Linked DNA regions of Homo sapiens: region 2 is linked to region 1. A link is an interaction called in ENCODE POLR2A ChIA-PET data of the cell type or tissue named here. Cell type or tissue: OCI-LY7. All regions are shown on one strand. Links, peaks and the distances in the headings refer to the core of each region. The heading gives the core; the rest is flanking DNA. Region 1 overlaps TBL1XR1 (TBL1X/Y related 1). Region 2 overlaps TBL1XR1 (TBL1X/Y related 1).

Evidence for each region. Peaks named below come from ENCODE experiments on the same cell type or tissue, not always from the same donor. Only the 100,000 strongest peaks of a DNase experiment are listed, where the experiment ranks them.
Region 2: POLR2A ChIA-PET joins it to region 1 with 7 read pairs; 7 of 35 experiments call an interaction of 5 or more read pairs at or near these places.

Annotation. Positions count from the first base shown.
Region 1 is chr3:177,187,701-177,195,686 of GRCh38, reverse strand. The region is part of intron 1 of TBL1XR1 (TBL1X/Y related 1); the gene reads left to right. Among named protein-coding and RNA genes, the nearest start is that of TBL1XR1, 5.8 kb to the left of the region's middle. RefSeq lists an enhancer at 1,397-1,987. In OCI-LY7, for the core only: no CTCF peak of the experiment used is centred there; a DNase peak (open chromatin) is centred at 4,116; H3K4me3 peaks cover 688 bases.
Region 2 is chr3:177,088,804-177,096,789 of GRCh38, reverse strand. The region is part of intron 2 of TBL1XR1 (TBL1X/Y related 1); the gene reads left to right. Among named protein-coding and RNA genes, the nearest start is that of TBL1XR1-AS1, 55 kb to the right of the region's middle. In OCI-LY7, for the core only: no CTCF peak of the experiment used is centred there; no DNase peak of the experiment used is centred there.

The sequences.
Region 1 (7,986 bases), core at 1,209-6,208:
TCCCCCTCCGTTTTTCCTAAAGGCTTCTTCACCAGTTTGGATAATAAGGCCCTCGTGGTGTGTTCATCTACTTACCTGAAATAACTTGGAATAAATAATTTCGATTACACGTTGAAGATACAATGAGTGACTGTTTGGGTTTTCCAGTGTGATTCATTTTCATTTTTGTTAAAATAAGACCCATGCTACATTGATGTATTTTAGTAATGCCGACTTCCTGGGATTGTATGTTCTCACCATTTTAATAGTTTATAGTCTGGGGAAGTAGGGCACCTTTGTCTCCCCGAAAACATGGTGTGGGTTGGGTGGTATCATGGGAGTTGATGGCAAGCTTCCCAAATAGTTGAGAGTTCTAGAAATAGTTAGCATTTACCTGTGGGGGAGGGGCTGCAGGAAGAAAGTATGCCTGAGAGCAGTTAGGCGTGTGATGTGTGATTAGGCTTCTTGCTCTTAAATCCAGGTTTTCTTGTTTGGAATATGATTTTTTTTTTCAACCCTATCCTGCACTGAGATGTATGTAATCGCAATCATTAAATTCATAAATAACTACTATTTTTTTTGACGTTTGAGTTGTTGGAATCCGACCTACAGGACAAAATACTAAACTGTATGGGGGACGAAAACTACGTGCCTGGGAAAAGTTTTTCTTATTGCTAAGGAACTTAATAAAGTGACATGTTAATGGCATAAAAATTGTTGCAAAGCTCACCGTCAGTTTATGACATTTTTCTTTTAACGTATACCAGCTTTGGGTATTAATGTGGGAGACACTGGTGGTAAATGGAGTGACCCCTTGCAGAGATGATATTTTTGCATTGGTTGCTTCAAAGAAGTGTTAAGCATTTTAATACGTATGTCTAAGAATCTTTTTGATATTTGTATTCTCGACACCTAATTAAAGGTTTTGCATGATTACCATGACACCAGTCTCCCGAAAGAATTAGAGGTAACTGCTTCCTGTGTTCTAGGAGCCTTTCAAGCTAACAGAAGGTAATATAAATATAAGGGGTACTGATAAAAGGAAATGTATTAATAGACCTTTTGAACATCAACTTGTTGATTAAATCTATCAGTGCAGTATATATACAACCTTGTCAGACGAGTAGCTGACAAAGGAATCTCCCTAGTACAACTTGTAGCAGTACTATTATAAAGAATTCCTGACTTGACACATTTTGATGAAGTTGGTTGAAATAATTTGTTGGGTTTGTTCAATTTTTGGTGTCATTTATATAAAAAGAATAAAGAAGAATGTGAATGGTAGGAAGTCAGGGGAGAGGCATGGCAGAAACATTGGTATTCACTAGAACTTGTATTTTTCTAGTGCATGTGAATTGGACTCATTTCACAAATAACATTTACAGTATAAGTCACTGAAATGCAAAAAAGGAAAGCAGCTAACACGAGACATTTATACTTTATGCTCAGACATTCTGGTAGTAGAGGAGGGCTAGGACCCTAGAGCTGTGTAGTAAAGAATTGTTGAGTATCGTTCAGTTTAGGTACCACGAAGGTGGTATCTCCTGCTCTGCCACCAATAGAAACTTGAAGTTAAAAAGAAAAGACTCTGAGAGCGCTGATGCTGGAGAGATTTGGCTGTTTACCCCTCTGGGATTGGATTCGGTAAGAGTGCAATTAATTGCCCTGTAACCATAGAGCCAGAGGAGAGGGACTAGGTGCTCCGGGCTATGCTCTAGGAGGTGTGAGGTGCTTTCTATGCTGTTTATACCCTAGGCTAATCCTATGAGGTAGATAGTGTTGGGCTTTTTTTGTGGATGATGAAACAGAGATGCAAAGAAGTTAATTCCCTTGTTCAAGGCCACAAAATTATTAAATGAACACTAGGATTCAAACCTGGGTCTGTCTTAGATGACTGAATCTGCGGAATTTTCCCAGCTGTTTTGTTAGTCTTGATCCGTGTAGATCATCCTTCCAAAAACTTGTGTTTCTAATCAAGTTTATGATCTATAGTTGAGCGTCTGTACTAAATGGGTCGAGTGATTACATGGGTAAATGAAATTGATAGAACTCATATCATTGTGCTGAATTCCCTAGCACCATTTAATAAGATGCAGTCTTGCTGGGTGCAGTGGCTCACGCCTGTAATCCAAGCACTTTGGAAGGCCAAGGCGGGCGGATCACGAGGTCAAGAGATTGAGACCATCTTGGCCAGCATGGTGAATCCCCGTCTCTACTAAAAATACACAAATTAGCTGGGCGTGGTGGCGGGTACCTGTAGTCCCAGCTACTCGGGAGGCTGAGGTGGGAGAATCGCTTGAACCCAGGAGGTGGAGGTTGCAGTGAGCCAAGATCGCGCCATTGCACTCCAGCCTGGGCGATAGAGGGAGACACCCTCTCAAAAACAAACAAACAAAAAATTTGTGTAAGAAAAATCATTGAAGTCTTTGTGTTGTAGCATAGTGGTTAAAGTGAGTTCAAACTCAGGCTCTATCCTTTACTAGCTGTGATGTTGGGGTAGTAGCTCCTCATACGTTTTATTTATTTTTTAAAATTTTATTTTATTTTATTTTTTTGAGACGGAGTTTCGCTCTGTTGCCCAGGCTGGAGTGCAGTGGCGCGATCTCGGCTCACTGCAACCTCCGCCTCCTGGGTTCAAGTGATTCTCCTGCCTCAGCCTCCCAAGTAGCTGGGATTACAGGTGCTTGCCACCACTCCCGGCTAATTTTTGTGTTTTTAGTAGAGATGGGGTTTCAGCATGTTGGCCAGGCTGGTCTCGAACTCCTGACCTCAGGTAACGTGCCTGCCTCGGCCTCCCAAAGGGCTGGGATTATAGGCATGAGCCACATTGCGCCTGGCCCTAATGTGTTTGTTTCTTCATCAGTGTAAGGGGACAGTCAACTTTCATAGAGTTAAGAAGATCCAGTTAGTGTGTGAGAGGTACTTAGAACAATGGTTGACATTCTAAGCATCCTGTAAGTGTAAGTTGCTCCTGATAGGTTTGATTTTTGAAGTTTGTTTCTTTGTATTACATTTTATTTGCTTGTTATTTATTTTAGTAGGGGCATAATGTCATAGGAAGGATTTGATAGCTCCATTTCCTAAGTAACCCATTTGAAGTAAACTTAGCTTGGTTTTTTTTACTCTTAAAAAGTTGTGGTTTAAGGCTTACATATACTATGAATAATTTACATGATTGGTGTAGGTACGGTGGTGGATCTTTTTTGCATGCCTTTGTTGCTATTCTGTCATCTGGGTTGGACTTCTTAAGCCTACTTGCACCATTTGAAACATTTTTCAACTTACTTTCTTTCTTTTTTTTTTTTTTTTGAGATAAAGTCTCACTTTGTTTGTTGCCCAGGTTGGAGTGCAGGTTGGAGTGCAATGGCGCGATCTCCTCTTACTGCAACCTCGCGCCTCCTGGGTTCAAGCGATTCTCCTGCCTCAGCCTCCTAGCTGGGATTATAGGCATGCGCCACCACGCCCAGCTAATTTTTGTATTTTTAGTAGAGACGGGGTTTCACCATGTGGTCTCCATCTCTTGACCTTGTGATCTGCCCGCTTTGGCCTCCCAAAGTGCTGGGATTACAGGCGTGAGCCACCGCGCCCAGCTTCAACTCTTTTTTTTTTTTTTTTGAGACAGAGTCTTGCTCTGTCACCCATGCTGGAGTGCAATGGTGCGATCTCGGCTCACTGCAACCTCTGCCTCCCGGGTTCAAGCGATTCCCCTACCTCAGCCTCCCAAGTAGCTGGGATTACAGGCGCCTGTCACTTGCCTGGCTAATTTCTTGTATCTTTAGTAGAGATGGGGTTTCACCATGTTGGTCAGGCTGGTCTCGAACTCCTGACCGCCCGTCTCGGCCTCCCAAAGTGCTGGGATTACAGGCATGAGCCACCGTGCCAGGCAAACTCTTTAAATACAAAGGGAACTCTTTCAAGGTTTGGGTCCAGCAGAACCTAGGGTCTGCCTTTTAGGCTGTAGTGATTACTTTGGGTAGGTGGTTTTATTTTATTTTTCCTGACCACTTTTTATCTGTGTATTCTTTTCCGTATTATCAGATGCTGTCTAGATAGTTGTCCTTAGAAGTTCAGTTCCTCTATGAGCCTTATCTTATGTTCACTTCCCATTTTTAACCATACTTAATTTAGCACTAGTGTTCACTTTGCTAATAGTCAAAAGTTCTATGTATCAGGACTATACAGGTGCTTTGACAAGTACTGTGACAGTCTGAGTGCTGATGCCTGAATTTAACAGTGAGAAAATTGAGGCTCAGGTAGTAGGGGACAGAGCAGGAATTTAGGCCCAGTTTGTGTGAATTCTAGGCCAGTGTTGTTACCTAGCAGTCTGTCTTCTCAATGAATGAATGGTTGTAGGTCTGGATTATTAAGTTTTTATTTGGTTGCCCTGAGCAACCTTTCTTATTCATTTTATCTTCTGTAACTACTGACAGTGTAATTTATTTAAAGTACTGGTTTCATCTTGTCAGTTCCCCTGCTGGAGAACCCATAATGGATTCTCTTTGCCAACTGGATTGAATTTGTATGCTTCAGTCTGGCTTTTAAGAAGGTTCCATTCTACCTATTCAGCTTTATTTCTCACTCTTAGTTGGGATTCTTGCCGGCCTCTCAAATACGGTAGTTTTTGCCATACTCACTACTTTGCTTTTGTGCATGCTGTTGTTCCCTTTGTCCTTCTTATAGCCTAGTTTCAGTCCCCCTTCTTCCATGAATCCTTTTCTGGCCATCCTGACTCAGGATATTTCTTCTCTGAGATTCCATTGCACTTAATGAAGATCACAAATCCCATAACTGTTTATTGTTTTGTTGCCCCAACTACGATGTTTCTTGAACGGATGGACCTTTTTCCTTCCAGCATTTGGCAGAGTTCTTAATACCATTTTCATGTTAAAATGGATTGTGAGGGCCTGTGTTAAAATGGGAGCAGTGACAGCCCTGTTCCACTGTAATGTGGCAGCATCTTCTTTTTGAGTTAGACCTTAAAGATTTAGGTGTGCTATAGTCACATTTAACTGTTCATTTAAATTTTAGTGCTGCCAGAGTTGCAAAGGAAGAAAAATTTGTTAGTTTCTTAGATGAAAATGGATGGTTTTGACTGGGTACGGTGGCCCACGCCTGTAATCTCTGCACTTTGGGAGGCCCAGGCAGGGGGATCACCTGAGGTCAGGAGTTTGAGACCAGCCTGGCTAACATGATAAAATGTTTAGCTCTACTAAAAATACAAAAAATTAGCTGGGAGTGGTGGCACACGCCTATAATCCTAGCTACTCAGGAGGCTGAGGCAGGAGAATAGCTTCAACCCGGGAGGCGGAGGCTGCAGTGAACTGAGATTGCGCCACTGCACTCCAGCCTGGTCAACAAGAGCATCAACTCCGTCACATACACAAAAAAAGAAAATGGATGGTTTTGCCCTTTTAATTCTGGAATAGTAGCCACAGTACTGGGGGAAAACCTAGTCTAGTTAGGAATTGTGTCACAGTAAGTTGACTTTATCTGGTTATATATGTGTCAGGTAGTTAGGTATAATGATGCTTAAGATTTTGGACTCTTTTTTTTTTTTTTTTTTTTTTTTTTTTTGAGATGGAGTTTCACTCTTGTTGCCCGGGCTGGAGTGCAATGGCACATGCTTGGCTCACTGAAACCTCCGTCTCCTGGGTTCAAGCGATTTTCCTGCTTCAGCCTCCCCAGTAGCTGGGATTACAGGTGTCCGCTTACACGCCCAGCTAGAACTTTATTTTCTTAATCTGTTAGGTTTTTTCTTCATTATTTCCTTAGTAGTGTACCTAAGTTAAGATAGTGTTTTTAGATCTCACTGTTTTACAGCATTCTGACTGCACTGGAGTTTCATTTGAGCCATTACTATTAATTTATTAACATTCAGTATAGGATATATGTATTATACAATGTAAGTGAGTTTTATCTACCAGAAGAATGTCTCTTAACCATCTCCCTTCAGTAAATTTTTATGGTAAGACTGTGCTGTATTAGTTCCAGCCAACCAGGGTAATTGACTATAAAGGCAACTAATTTGGTGTTACATCCTTCTTTTTTTTTTTTTTTTGAGATGGAGTCTTGCTCTGTCTCCCAGACTGGCTGGATGTGATCTCCGCTCACTGCAACCTCCGCCCCCTGGGTTCAAGCGATTCTCCTGCCTTAGCCTCCCAAGTAGCTGGGATTACAGGTGCTGGCCACCACGCCTGGCTAATTTTTTTGTAATTTTAGTAGAGATGGGGTTTCACCATGTTGGCTAGGCTGGTCTTGAACTCTTGACTTCAGGTGATCCACCCACCTTGGCCTCCCAAATTGCTGGGACTAACAGGCGTGTACCACCACGCCCAGCTAATTTTTGTATTTTTAGTAGAGATGGGATATCACCTTGTTGGCCAGGCTGGTCTTGAACCTCTGGGCCTTGTTATCTGCCCACCTCGGCTTCCCAGAGTGCTGGGATTATAGGCGTGAGCCACCACACCTGGCCTGAAATTGTTATTTCTTATTTTTATTTTGAGACAAAGACTCATTCTGTTGCCTAAGCTGGAGTGCAGTGGCATGATCTTGGCTCACTGCAATCTCCACCTCCTGGGTTCAAGCGATTCTACTGCCTCAGCCTCCTGAGTAGCTGGGACTACAGGAACGTGCCACCATGCCCGGCTAATTTTTTTGTATTTTTAGTAGAGATAGGGTTTCGTTATGTTGGCCAGGCTGGTCTTGAACCCCTGACCTCGTGATCCACCCGCCTCGGCCTCCCCAAGTGCTGGGATTACAGGCGTGAGCCACCGCACCCGCCCAAAATTTTTAATATTTATGTATAGAATGTAAGCTTTTCAGCATGATTTTGAATCAAACAAAATGAGTTAGATTGAAAGCTCTGCTTTCTGAGAGCTTAGATTTGTAACTCAGAATTAGTGTGGACTGTAAGGATCATGCTGAAAGGTTAATACATTTTGGTAAACATAGAGTACCCAGATTCAGGAGATTTATGTGAAATGAATAGGTTTGAGGGATGAGGGAGGAGGAATACCTGTTGAACATTTAAACTGTGAAGTTTGCCACCTATTTTCCCCTTTATTGAAGGTTTCAGGAGGTAGAATTTAAAAAAACAAAACTCTGGGCTGCAAGGGTCAGAGATGGTCATTACGGTATCTTAATAGAGTAATTTCTTTTTTTTGACGGAGGTTTGCTCTTGTTGCCCAGGCTGGAGTGCAATGGCGCAATTTTGGCTCACTGCACCCTCCACCTCCCAGGTTCAAGCAGTTCTCCTGCCTCAGCCTTCTGAGTAGCTGGGATTACAGGCATGTGCCACCACACCTACCTAATTTTGTATTTTTAGTAGAGATGGAGTTTCGCCATGTTGGCCAGGCTGGTTTGAACCTCTGACCTCAGGTGATCTGCCCACCTTGGCCTCCCAAAGTGCTGGTGGGATTACAGGTGTGAGCCACTGTGCCTGGACAGTAATTCTTTTTTATATGAAATTGTATTCTCTGGGCCGGGCACGGTGGCTGATGCCTGTAATCCCAGCACTTTGGGAGGCCGAGGTGGGTGGATCACGAGGTCAGGAGTTCGAGACCAGCCTGACCAACATGGTAAAACCCCGTCTCTACTAAAAATACAGAAATTAGCCGGGTGTGGTGGCATGTGCCTGTAATCCCAGCTACCTGTTAGCCTGAACCTGGGAGGTGGAGGTTGCCATGAGCTGAGATCGTGCCACTGTATTCCTGCCTGGGCAATAGAGCGAGACTCCATCTCAAAAAAAAAAAAAAAAAAAAAAAAGGAAATTGTACTCTGGACTCTCAAGCTTTTTTTTTTTTCTTTTTAAATGTTTAAAAATTTTAATTACCTTAAAATGGTGGATTTTTTTTTAACTTTTTAATAAACTAGGTGTCAGTCTATTTGATATCTTCGGTATTTTGTCTGAGATCGGATGTGGAATCAATAAGTGCTTTTTTTCCTGATAACCTTTTGTGTTTCTCTTTTCTTCTCATTGTGTCTTTTTCAGCACAGTGGAGAGCGGGA
Region 2 (7,986 bases), core at 1,845-6,844, 100 kb after region 1:
CTCTGGCAACTCATTAACCACTAGATCTGCTGTTTCCCAGGGAGTACTAGAGTTTCTCATGAAAGAAACAGATTCATGGTAAATCAACTTTGGTATTTGGAGTATCTGCTCTTGGCTTTTTGTTCACATGAAGTTTTTGTTCAAATGAAGTTCACATTTGAAACCTGTTACTCTTCTTTGTTGTCGGATCCTTAGTATTTGTGGCACGTCTCCCTTGGCAGTCAAACCAGTTGGGTATCTGAGATACAGGTGTCATGAAGCTACCTATCTCTTACAAATGCCTATCCTTAAGTGAAAAATTTTTATGTGTTACTCATATAGACTGTTTTTATAACCGCTCATAGACTATATTTTAAATTAGATCATCCCAAACATGTTTGTCAGTTTTGTTGAAAATCTCTGAAATCATTTTAATGTCATGATCACAGAAATTTAAGTGTGTGTGTGTGTGTGTATGTATGTATGTTAGTGTGTGTTAGAGATGAAGGAGACCAAGATTACAGCAAACTTGCTTACAGTCTAGCTAAGGACACTGAAGCCATTTCTATATATTTGCACAGATGTGCTAGTAAATTTGTAGGTATTGGTTCAAAATGGTATGGTTTTCCCATGACCCTCAGAAATGCAATAATAATCTGGGTTGAACCTGTGCTGTGTAGTATGTCATATTTATTTTCTCTGAAAATGCCAGAGTGCTTAGTGGGATTATATACAGTTACCTCTACTACCTCCCTACCTACCCTCAACAGTGTTTTTTTCTCTTAAAATTTAAAAGGTTGGTATATAGTAGTTGTACTTATTTTAGGGTACATGTGATATTTTGATACTTGTATAAATATAAAATGATCAAGTTAGGATAAGTGGGATATCCATCTCCTCAAACATTTTTCTTCCCCTTACTGAACATTGTTCTTGTTAAAATAATATGAGGGATTCATAACATCCTTTTTTGCCTTCACTCTTCTTTTACCTAGACACAAGTAATTTTAAATCTAATTGCACTTTACGGCAGGGTGCAGTGCCTCATGCCTATAATCCCAGCACTTTGGGGAGGCCGAGGCAGGCGGATCACTTGTGAGATCAGGAATTCGAGACCAGCCTGGCCAACATGGTGAAACCCCATCTCTACTAAAAATACAAAAATTAGCCAGGCGTGGTGGCGCACACCTGTAATCTCAGCTACTTGGGAGGCTGAGGCAAGAGAATCCCTTGAACCTGGGAGGCAGAGGTTGCAGTAAGCCACTGCACTCCAGTCTGGGTGACAAGTGAGACACCATCTCAAAAAAAAAAAAAATCTAATTGCACCTTTAATCATGATTTATAGCTGCTTTCCTGTATAAAATGTTTCATAAATACTTTTTTGTAATTATCTCATATTGCATTAGTAGGACCCATTGGCCAGCAGGTGTATATTATTATTTTGACTTTTTATTTATTATTTTTTGAGACAATCTACCCTGTTGCCCAGGCTGAAGTGCAGTGGTGTGATCTGGGCTCACTACAAAACCAAAACCGTATACCCATTAAACAGCACCCGCCCTCTCCTACCCGCCTGCGAGTTCCCAACACCCCCCTCTCCCCCTAGCCCGTCCTCTGGCAACAACCTTTTATTTCTGTTTCTGAGTTTGCTAGATACCTCATATAGGTAGCACCATATACTATTTGTCTTTTTGAGATTGGCTGCTTTTTAACATAATCTCGTGATGATTCATCTGTATTGTAGCCTGTGACATTATTTCCTTGTTTTTTTTTTAAGGCAGAATGAGATTCCATTGTATGTATATAACGCATTTTCTTTATTTTTTTATTCTTTTTTTATTTCAGTCGGTTTTTGGGGGAATAGGTGGTGGTTGCTTACATGGATAAGTTCTTTAGTGGTGATTTCTGAGATTTTGGTGCACTCATCACCTGTGCAGTGTACACTGTACCCAGTGTGTAGTCTTTCATCCCTCTCCATCCCCCACCCTTTCCCCCTAGTCCACAAGGTCCATTGTATATTCTTATGCTATTGCATCCTCCTCATAGCTTCGCTCTCACTTATGAGTGAGAACATGCAACGTTATGGTTTTCCATTCCTGAGTTACTTCACTTAGAATAATGGTCTCTCATTCCATCCAGGGTGCTATGAATGCCATTATCCATTCCTTTTTGTGACTGAATAGTATTCCATGGTGTATATACACATACCACAATTTCTTTATCCACTTGTTGACTGATGGGCTGGTTCCATAGTTTTGCAGTTGCAAATTGTGCTGCTATAAACATGCGTGTACAAGGATCTGTTTCATATAATGACTTCTTTTTCTCTGGGTAGATACCCAGTAGTGGGATTACTGGATCAAATGGTAGTTCTACTGTTAGTTCTTTAAGGAATCTCCACATTGATTTCCATAATGGTTGTACTAGTTTACATTCCCACCAGCAGTGTAAGTGTTCCCTTTTCACCACATCCACACCAACATCTATTATTTTTTCATTTTTTGATTACAGCCATTCTTGCAGGAGTAAGGTGGCATCACATTGTGGTTTTGATTTGCATTTCTCTTATTTTTAGTGATACTGAGTATTTTTTTCATGTTTGTTGGTCATTTGTATATCTTTTGAGAATTGTCTATTCATGTCCTTAGCCCACTTTTTTATAGGATTATTTGTTTTTTTCTTGCTGCTTTGTTTGAGTTCCTTGTAGATTGTGAATATTAGTCCTTTGTTGGATGTATAGATAGTGGAGATTTTCTCTCACTCTGTGGGTTGTCTGTTTACTCTGCTGATTGTTCCTTTTGCTATGAAGAAGCTTTTTAGTTAATAATTAAGTCCCATCTTAATTTATCTTTGTTTTTGTTGCATTTGCTTTGGGGTTCTTGGTCATGAAGTCGTTGCCCAAGCTAGTGTCTAGAAGGGTTTTCCCAATGTTATCTTCTGGAATTCTTATGGTTTCAGGTGTTAGATTCAACTCTTTGATCCATCTTGAGTTGATTTTTGTATAAGGTGAGAGATGAGGATACAGTTTCCTTCTTCTACATATGGCTTGCCAATTCTCCCAGCACCATTTGTTGAATAGGGTGTTCTATCCCCACTTTATGTTTTTGTTAGCTTTGTCGAAGATCAGTTGGCTGTAAATATTTGGCTTTATTTCTGGGTTCTCTGTTCTGTTCCATTGGCCTATGTGCCTATTTTTATACCAGTATCATGCTGTTTTGGTGACTATGGCCTTATAGTATAGTTTGAGATCAGGTAATGTGATGACTCCAGATTGGTTCTTTTGGCTTAGTCTTGCTTTGGCTATGTGGGCTCTTCTTTGATACCATAGAAATTTAGGACTGTTTTTTGTACTTCTGTGAAGAATGATGTAGTATTTTGATGGGAATTGCACTGAATTTGTAGATTGCTTTTGGCAGTGTGGTCATTTTCACAATATTGATTCTACCCATCCATGAACACAGGATGTGTTTCCATTTGTTTGTGTCATCTATGATTTCTTTCAGCAGTGTTTTGTAGTTTTCCTTGTAGAGGTCTTTCATCTCCTTGGTTAGGTATATTCCTAAGTATTTTATTTTATTTTTGCAGCTACTACAATAGCTGTAAAAGGGTTTGAGTTCTTGGTTTGATTCTCCACTTGGTTGCTGTTGATGTATAGAAGAGTTAGATTTGTGTAAATTAATTTTGTATCTGGAAACTTCGCTGAATTCATTTATCACTTCTAGGAACTTTTTGGAGGAGTTTTTAGGGTTTTCTAGGTATACAATTATATTATCAGCAAACAGCAACAGTTTGCCTTCCTCTTTACCGATTTGGATGCCCTTGATGTCTTTTCTTGTCTGATTGCTCTGGCTAGGACTTCCAGTAAGTACTATGTTGAATAGAAGTCATACCACATATTCTTTATCCATTCATCTGTTGGTAGACATTTGGGTTGCTTCCACCTCTTGGCTGTTATGAATAGTCCTGCTTTGAACATGGATGTGCAAATCTCTTTGACATCTTGATTTCAACTCTTTTTAGAACTGGAATTCTTTTTGGGATCTCAGAAGAGGGATTGCTGGATCATATGGTAATTCTAGGTTTTTTTTTTTCCTTGAAAAACTTCTGTACTCTTTCCAGAGCAGCAGCACTATTTTACATTTCTACCAATAGTGCAACAGGGTTCTACACACTGGACAACATTTGCTGTTTGTTTGCTAGTGCCCATCTTAATGGATGTGAGGTGCTGACAATAATTTCTTTACACTACCAACTATCTACTTAGCTTCAATTTTTCTGAACTGCTCCTAATATGTTTTTACAGAATCAACAAAACTTATACATTATGTTTGGTTACTGTGTATAGTTATGCTTCTACCTATTTTTTCCCTTTTATTTGTCCTGTGAAGTTTTCTACATTCTGTATTTTATTAATTGGATTCCTGTAGTATAATGTTCATCTTTTCCTTATATTTTCTGTAAATTGGTGGTTATAGCTAAAGGCTTCATCTAATGAATTAAGATTAATCTAATCTTAATTTAGGTTTTTTCCTTTATTATTTTGGGAGGTTGGGGTGGCAGAATATTTCACAGGTGGTGCTAAGTATAGATGGAATACCTCTAATCTGAAATGCTCCAACATCTGAAATTTTTTGAGCACTAACACGACACTCAAAGGAAATACTCATTGGAGCATTTTGGATTTCACATTTTCACAATGGGAGCGCTAAACCGTTATACTGCAGATATTTCAAAATCTGAAACACTTGTAGTCCCAATCGTTTTAGATAAAGGACACTTACTGTATGCTTGCATAAGGAAGCACCCAATGTTTGTTTTTTATTCCTGACAGTAGGCGACATTGATGATCATTCCTAGAACCATTATTTCCATGAGGGCAATGAGAATGTTCATATTCAATTATATCAAGCTTTTATTATGTGTAACATTTCTATAAAGAGAAACTTTCCCCAACAGATATTTCGTTACTTTGTGGCACAGATTGCACAGGAAAGGCATATGAAATGCATGATTCTTTCTTTTATTTACCAGTTTTCAAAGTACTGAGTTGTTTCCTGGAAGCCTTTCTAGTATTCTTGAATACCTTTCTAGGTAACAAGTGAGGATTTTTTTGAGTTATTGTGAGCGTGTGGATTTAGGCATTTGATATGTTTTATTGACTGTAGTTTGTATTCTTATTGATGTCATTCCCTTGGCCAAAAGAGCCTTTTCAAGTTGACTTCTGAGTCTTTTCTGACATGACTCTAGTATTGTCTCTCTGGTAGCTTCCTTGCTTTCTGACAAAACAACATGTTGGCCAAAGCTCATCTTGTACATGTCCTTCATTGGTCCTCAGATCAGCTATGTCTCTAAAGTCCTGATTCCTTTTAGTGAAAAAGAATATTTATATATTTATGTTATATAATATGCAATAGTTAATATGTAAACATAATAGAAAATAATGTATTAAACAAAAGTAGAGTATAAATGACATATAAAGTACATGTACTTTATAAGTACTTTAAGTACATGTAAATGTAGAAAATAAACATAATATAAAATTATACGTATTTTTATATTTATAAATGTATATTTAACCAGTATGAGTAGTGACTGTTGTTTTCATTTTTCTCTTTTTGTCCACGTCTCAGTGGGATTACAGCTAAGTATTACGTTTTAAAGTAAGTCCTCATGTGTAATCTGCCCCCCTGCCCACCTCCAATTTGATATATAGTTGGGTCAGCTTGTCCCTCCCCTCCCCTATCTCCCCAATTCCTGCTCCCATTTCCCTTTTCTTCTTCCCTTCCCCTCTCCCTCTTTTCTTTTTCTTTCTTTTCTTCTTTTCAGCAGGGTGTCACTCAGTCACCCAGGTAGGATTGCAGTGGCCTGATCATGATTCACTGCAGCCCCGACCTTCTGGGCTCAATCGATTCTCCCACCTCAGCCTCCCAAAGTAGCTGGGACCACAGGTGCATGCCACCATGCCTGGCTAATTGTTTTAACTTCTATTTTATTTTATTTCGAGACGGAGTCTCGCTCTGTCGCCCAGCTGGAGTGCAGTGGCGTGATCTTGGCTCACTGCAACCTCCGCCTCAATTCTTCAAGTGATTCTCTTGCCTTGGCCTCCTGGGCAACTGGAACTACAGGTGCGTGCCACCATGCCCAGCTAATTTTTGCATTTTTAAGAGAGACCATGTTGTCCAGGATGGTCTCTGTCTCCTGACCTCGTGATCCACCTGCCTCAGCCTCCCAAAGTGTCTTGATTACGGATGTGAGCCACTGCACCCAGCTGATTTTTTTTTTTTTTTTTTTTTAGTAGAGACAGTGTCTCCCTGTGTTGACCAGGCTGGTCTTGAACTCCTGGGCTCAAGCACTCCTCCTGGCCTCAGCCTGCCAAAGTGCTGGGATTACAGGCCTGAGCCACTATGCTGGGTCCAGGCCAATTTGTTTCATTTTATTTTTAGTATTTAGAATTTAAAAATATTTGTTTTTATTTTGTTTTATAATCATAGGAAACATTTATATCACTTCAAAGTGAGATACATTCTTACTTCCTCCTTTTGTAAGTAACCAAGTTTTAAAAATCAAACTATTTTTGGTTTATCTTGCTCAAATGTAAACAAATCCATGGGTATTCTTAAATATTCTGGAGATCACTTCATAGCAGGACATAGAGATAGTCTTTATTCATTGTTTTACAGCTGCATTCTACTCCATTACACAGATAGCTGTTTCAAGAGTGGAAGTTTTTAGATAGGAGCATGAAATGTGCATGTCAATTTGCCAGATTTCCTTCTGTAAAGCATTATGCCATCTTATGTTCCTTTCAGCAATATACGAGGTTCCCTCTTTCCCCATTAGCAGACAGTATATATGATGTCTTTTTTGATACATATATGTCTTTTAATCTGATAGGTGAGAAATAGTATTTCACTATGGTTCTAATTTGCATCTTTTCATTTATTTTATAACTGTTTGCTAGTTTATTTTAGAACTGTTTGCATATCTTTTTCTTTGAACTGTTCCACAGATAGATTCTTATTTTCCAGAAAAGTCTACCAACTGTGTCGATCAATCCCCTGAGCCCTTCTATTTCCTCTTGTTCTGTTTGTATAGTCATCCCACAACTTCTAAAAATTAATTTGGTTTAACAACAGGACTCTTCCACAAAGAATAGAATGATGCTGAGCAGTTCTCTTAGGTTTGATTCTTGAGGAACCAGACCCTTGATTATAACCCTTTATTGGAGAGGTGGATCTAGAAAGTTCCTGTGGAGAAGCCAGAAAGGGAAAAGGAGGCTGATACCGACTGCCTGAAAGACTAATTTTTTTGTTCAGTTGGACTCAAATCATGTGGCATCCTCGGGAACAGTGTAGAACATGTCTCTTTTTCCACCTAAGGGGCAAGGAACCTCGGGTAATTTGTCCACTAACCCCCATTCCTTAGTCTGGGAGTTAGGCAGTTAGGCTTTGCGGAGGGCAGGGCAGCAGCTCCTGACCTGCTGTTTGGCCTCAGGGTGCTTTGCAGTAAAAAGCTACCCAGCTGCTTGGGAAAGTTGAGTGATGAGGGAATGTGGGCTGGGCCCTGCTGGCCTCTTCTGCATTGATGAATATTCTGGTCTACTGACAGGTACATTTCTCAGTGTAATTAGTAAATCACCTCTTTTACTCATAAACCACCCTGCTGTATTTTGTTAACATATCTTCTCTCAGAACTTGATTATTCTTAAAAAACTGAAAGAAGTTATGACTTGCCAGACTGAAGACAAGACCCCAAGGAGTTGTGACCCTGCCAACAGGTCGCTGCCGAGAAAGAGTGTGGTACATAGCGAGGAGTCAATGATTATTACCTACTTATAAATGTAGCATCCATAAATTAATTTGTTCTATTTACTGTAGGAAAGTTCATTGTTACTTTCATTTTTAATCTTTTACCATCATGATTAGGAACTGGTATTATTAAATGTGAAGAAAGAAGGACATTGTCGCATGATATTGTGTGAACCATTTTCATTTGGTTGAGAATGTA